Linked DNA regions of Homo sapiens: region 1 is linked to region 2. The links are chromatin loops, found by intact Hi-C in ENCODE. Cell type or tissue: CD4-positive, alpha-beta T cell. All regions are shown on one strand.

Region 1 (2,500 bases), 93 kb before region 2:
GGAGCCACTGCATTCCAGCCTGGGCCACAGAGTGAGACCCTGTCTCAATAAATAAGAAGCAAGCACAGGACAGCAGCTATGGGAGCCGACCTCTGGAGACGGAGAGGGGATGGGGACACGGTATCCGACAGGGGATGGATCACTTTAGAACCTAGCTGCCTCTTTCAGTGGGAGAACAGTAGGATGGGAAAGAAGGGGGTTAAGGCCCCAGCTGCACACATGCTGGACACACACACACACACACACACACACACACACACACACACGTCTCGGGGAAGGCAGGCAGCAATCCCAGTCCCCAAAAGAACATCTTACAGTCTCAGAAGACATGTAGTCCCACTGCACCTGCAGAATCAGTCCAAGGAGAAAGTGCCACCTGGGTCAACTCCCAAACCCAGAACAGCTTTCTCTTCCTCACCTGGCTGCCCTCTCCTTCCCAGTCCTTTTCCCCAGAAAACTTTCCTGACCCGGAGAAACTAGACAGGGAAGGGCACCTGCTCCCACATAAATGTCTCAGGACATCAAGCCAGTCAAAGACCCCGAAAAGGAGAACAGCTGCAGGCACACACCTCTTTTGCTCATTGGGTCAGCCCAGGGTCAGAGATAAGGTCTCTGTTGTGCCTGATAAGATTCTGCTCCAAAGACACGCAGCAAACACAGCTGTGCTCGACACAGACAGCCACTACCTACTGGGCCCGAAGGAAATTAGGACAAACCTAAAAAGCTCCAGGCTGGGACTACACGAACAGTACTGAAATCCCACAACACAAGCCCTCACGTCAGTTCTCTGTTTATTAAGGCCACCGGAAACGCTGGACTGAATGTGACTCTCAGGGGCTGAGAGGCTCCATGGCAGTTTCTGGGGGACTAAGAGGAAATCTCTCACAAATGCCCGCAGTGTGCATCCTGGGGCAGGACGAACACAGCCTGCCCCGGAGCCAGAGAGCGCAGAAGCCGGGCTCAAGACCCCCTTCTGTGGACTACCTGGATGTCAGGAGGAGAAGCCGACTCTAGTTATGCCCAGTTTCTGTGCTGGCCTGGGCCTCGGGTGCCCTGCTTGCGTGTGCACAGGGGGGTGAGGGGCCGGGGGGGTCATGACGGGGAGAGAGAACACCCCTGGGCAGGTGTGAGGTGTGAGACCCTGCCAGAAAGAGAAAGCTGGTCCTGAGGATGTGGGAACTGGTCGCCTCCAGGTGTGTGTTGCTTGATCCACTGGTGAGCCCTGGCTGTGCCCGCTGCAGCCCACGTGGCCCACAGGGAGTTGGCAGATTTCTTTCGAGGAGATGAGGGAGGATGGATAAGCCTTCTCCTGAAAGCCGGAGCTTGTGGCCAGCTCCGCAGGGTGTGGAGCAGAACCACCAGCAGCCAGGTGTGGTCCCAGAACCACCGTGGCCCTCCCAAACAGTCAGGCCCTTCTTGCCCACAAGGTGGCAGCAAAACATCTTCCTGCAGCCGGGGCTGAGGCAGTGGCTGGGAAGGCTGGCAGGATGCTAGGGCTGGCCACACACCCGCCACTGAGCCCGGGAGGCAGTGGGGGCCACACCAAGACCCCTTCGCCCCCCAGGACTGGCTGGTGTCCAGCAGGCTCTCCAAGTTGGAGCTTAGGGAATCAGAGGAGAAGACGGGGGGCGGGGGGAGAGCGCTCAGGATGCCTCCCCAGTGGGGCCACAGTCCTCCCTAAGTGTCCCAGCAGCTGTCCCGAGACAACTCGAGTTGCTGCAGCAGCAGCCATGGACCTAAATTCCACCCCTAACAGCTCCATTCCAGCATCCCCCATTTTCAACAGCACCACATGAGCTCTGGAGCCGCACAAGCCAAAAGCCTGCTAGTAACACCCTCCATTCCCTTCCTTACCACTCCCCCAGCCCAATCCGTGTCAGTCCTGGTGGCGCTCCCTCCTAAATGTGGCCCAGATCCATCACCAGCTCCTTTCTTCAACTCAAAGGCAAGCCACCATCCTCCCGGGCCTAAGCACCACATCAGCTTCCTAGGGGTCTCCCATCTCCAGCCTCCATCACCACCACTGCCAAGTGATTTCCTTTACAGCTGGGGCGGACCTCTTCAGACCAGAACCTGGTCACCTCTCAGCAAAGCCCTGCAATGGCTCTCCAGCTGGCGTAGAATGGCACCCAATCCCCTTATTCTGTTCCAGTGCCCCGTGTGCTCCTGACTACCTGCTTGCTCTCACCTGACACCCTCCCCAGGACCCGCCTCCATCCCCATCCAGCCTTGACACCTCCCGGGCCTCTGCCCTGCTTGTCCCTGAAGGCATTTGGACCGTGGCTGAAGCATCCCTTCCTTGGGAGGCTGACCATCTCAGTGACCATGCTAACATCATCTAACACTTGCCACTGTCAGCAAGTGCCCCCACAACAGAACTCTGCCAGGCACATGAAGGTGGCCATGATTCCCCGAGTGAATGAGTGGAAGTCTTTGCTGAGCATGCACTGTGCTCCCAGGGCTTTTGGCCTCTTTGTGGGGAGGAAGGCCTAAGAGAGAT
Region 2 (2,500 bases):
CCTTGTTAGTGACAGGGTTAAGGGAGGGCAGAAAGAGAAAGGTGGGAGAGGGGGACGATGTAGCTTGGTCATGGCGAGTTTGTGATCGCAAACTCAGTTTGCGGGTTTTCAGGCCGCACACTTAGGGGTGTGGAGCTTGAGCATCACTGTGGAGAGGAATGGGGGGTCGCTGGCTCTCATCAGTGCCCCTTTCAGGAGGAGCTGAGCTCGGTTCCCTGGGCAGAGGTGCAGTCCCGCCTCTTGGCACTGCAGCGGAGCGGGGGCCTGTGCGTGCAGCCGCGGCCCCTGACGGAGCTGGACATCCACCACCGCATCCTGCGCTACACCAACTACCAGGTGGCGCTGGCCAACAAAGGCCTGCTGCCGGCCCGCTGCCCGCTGCCCTGGGGAGGCAGTGCGGCTTTCCTCAGCCGCGGCCTGGCGCTCAATGTCGACCTGCTGCTCTTCCGCGGTCCCTTCTCGCTCTTCCGCGGGGGCTGGGAGCTGCCGCACGCCTACAAGCGCAGCGACCAGCGGGGCGCCCTAGCAGCGCGCTGGGGGCGCACAGTGCTGCTGCTGGCCGCCCTGAACCTGGCGCTGAGCCCGCTGGTGCTGGCCTGGCAGGTTCTGCACGTCTTCTATAGCCACGTGGAGCTGCTGCGGCGCGAGCCTGGCGCGCTGGGGGCGCGCGGCTGGTCCCGCCTGGCGCGCTTGCAGCTGCGCCACTTCAACGAGCTGCCGCACGAGCTGCGCGCGCGCCTGGCCCGCGCCTACCGCCCCGCCGCCGCCTTCCTGCGCACCGCTGCGCCCCCCGCGCCCCTGCGCACGCTGCTGGCCCGCCAGCTCGTTTTCTTCGCGGGTGCACTCTTCGCCGCGCTGCTTGTGCTCACCGTCTACGACGAGGACGTGCTAGCCGTGGAGCACGTGCTCACCGCCATGACCGCGCTCGGGGTCACCGCCACCGTCGCCAGGTGCGACGGCAGATGCCCGGGGTGGTGGTGTGTGTTGGTTTCTCTGATCTGGGGCCATGTGAGGTTCCCCCCGAATCCTTACCTCTCCCACCACTGGGGCCCTCTAGCCCTACATCCCACCGCGCGTCCTCCTAATCGCAGGCCCCTTCCCCCCACGGATCCCGCCTTTCAGGTCTTTCATTCCGGAAGAGCAGTGCCAGGGTCGTGCGCCGCAGCTCCTGCTGCAGACAGCCCTGGCCCACATGCACTACCTCCCGGAGGAGCCCGGCCCCGGCGGCAGGGACCGCGCCTACCGGCAGATGGCGCAGCTGCTGCAGTACCGAGCGGTGAGGGTGGGCGCGACGGCGGGCTGAGGAGGAAGTTGTGGGGTCTGTCTGCGCGGAGGGTCTGTCTGCGCGGAGGGTCTGTCTGGGAGAGGGCATGAGACAAACGGACTATACCAGGAGTCTAGGGAGTGACTGGGTGGGGAGGCTTCTTGCCCTGGCGAGGGTCGCTGGGGACTGCTTGGTCCTGATAACGCGCGTGGGCCCCTCAGCGACCCCTGCTCAGCCTCACCGCTGCTTCCCCAGGTCTCCCTCCTGGAGGAGCTCCTGTCCCCGCTCCTCACCCCGCTGTTTCTGCTTTTCTGGTTCCGCCCTCGTGCCCTGGAGATTATCGACTTTTTTCATCACTTCACTGTGGATGTGGCTGGGGTTGGGGACATCTGTTCCTTTGCCCTTATGGATGTGAAGCGCCACGGACACCCTCAGGTCAGAGCCGTTCCCTGGCCCTGGGGGTTTGGGCTGGGTGGGAGTTCGCTTGCCTCTCGGGAGCAGACCTGAGTTCCAGCCCTGGCTCCATTGCTTGCTACCTGTGCCGTTGAGCGGGTCACTTCCCTTCCTGTGCTCTCGTGCCCTCGTCTGTCAGATGGCAACAATGGCAATGTGCTCTCCAGAGCACAGCCAAGGCCAGGCTTGTGAACACACAGATTATGTCTGTATAGCCTATGATGGAGTTGCTGGCACATAGTAACGTCAGTAAATGGGAGCAAAGACCACCTGGGGGTGAGGAATGGGCTTGGCCGGTGGGTGGGGCTGAGTAAGGACTGGTGCCTGGACCAAGGCTGTCAGGATCACCCTGGGCAAAGCACTGAGGCTCAGCCCTATCCCCGAGCTGGCAATCAGTCCAGGGGTGACGAATAGATGACAGGCCCAGGTTCTGCACTGCTGCTGTATTTTTGGGTGATGGTGAACAAGTCCCCATTGTGGTCTGTTTCCTTCACGTGGAAGATGGGGCAGTGTTTCCTGTCCCACCTGTTCCCATAAGGCTCAGTGTTCTTAGCACCTGAAAGACTGTCCTTGCTCACAGTGGCTCTCGGCGGGACAGACTGAGGCCTCGCTGTCTCAGCGTGCGGAGGACGGCAAGACTGAGCTTTCTTTGATGCGGTTCTCCCTGGCGCATCCACTCTGGCGCCCCCCAGGGCACAGCTCTAAGTTTCTTGGGCACCTCTGGGGCCGAGTACAACAAGATGCAGCTGCCTGGGGTGCCACCTCGGCTCGCGGCCCCTCCAC

The links. A loop is a pair of places that touch in the nucleus more often than their neighbours do. Peaks named below come from ENCODE experiments on the same cell type or tissue, not always from the same donor. Only the 100,000 strongest peaks of a DNase experiment are listed, where the experiment ranks them.
Region 1: it touches region 2 in a loop (2.4-fold over the local background); 67 of 110 quality-filtered maps call a loop at or near these places.

Annotation. Positions count from the first base shown.
Region 1 is chr7:151,110,163-151,112,662 of GRCh38, reverse strand. All of the region lies in intron 1 of AGAP3 (ArfGAP with GTPase domain, ankyrin repeat and PH domain 3), which reads right to left. Among named protein-coding and RNA genes, the nearest start is that of AGAP3, 25 kb to the right of the region's middle. In CD4-positive, alpha-beta T cell, a CTCF peak has its summit at 1,429 (motif pointing right); a DNase peak (open chromatin) is centred at 1,432.
Region 2 is chr7:151,017,070-151,019,569 of GRCh38, reverse strand. ATG9B (autophagy related 9B) reads left to right here. Exons shown (of 14, transcript NM_001317056.2): 6 at 196-950; 7 at 1,123-1,276; 8 at 1,520-1,699; 9 at 2,298-2,500. Among named protein-coding and RNA genes, the nearest start is that of ATG9B, 6.2 kb to the left of the region's middle. RefSeq lists a silencer at 460-529. In CD4-positive, alpha-beta T cell, CTCF peaks have their summits at 1,060 and 1,261 (motif pointing right); DNase peaks (open chromatin) are centred at 759, 1,229, 1,809 and 2,379; H3K4me3 peaks cover 1,782 bases; H3K27ac peaks cover 926 bases.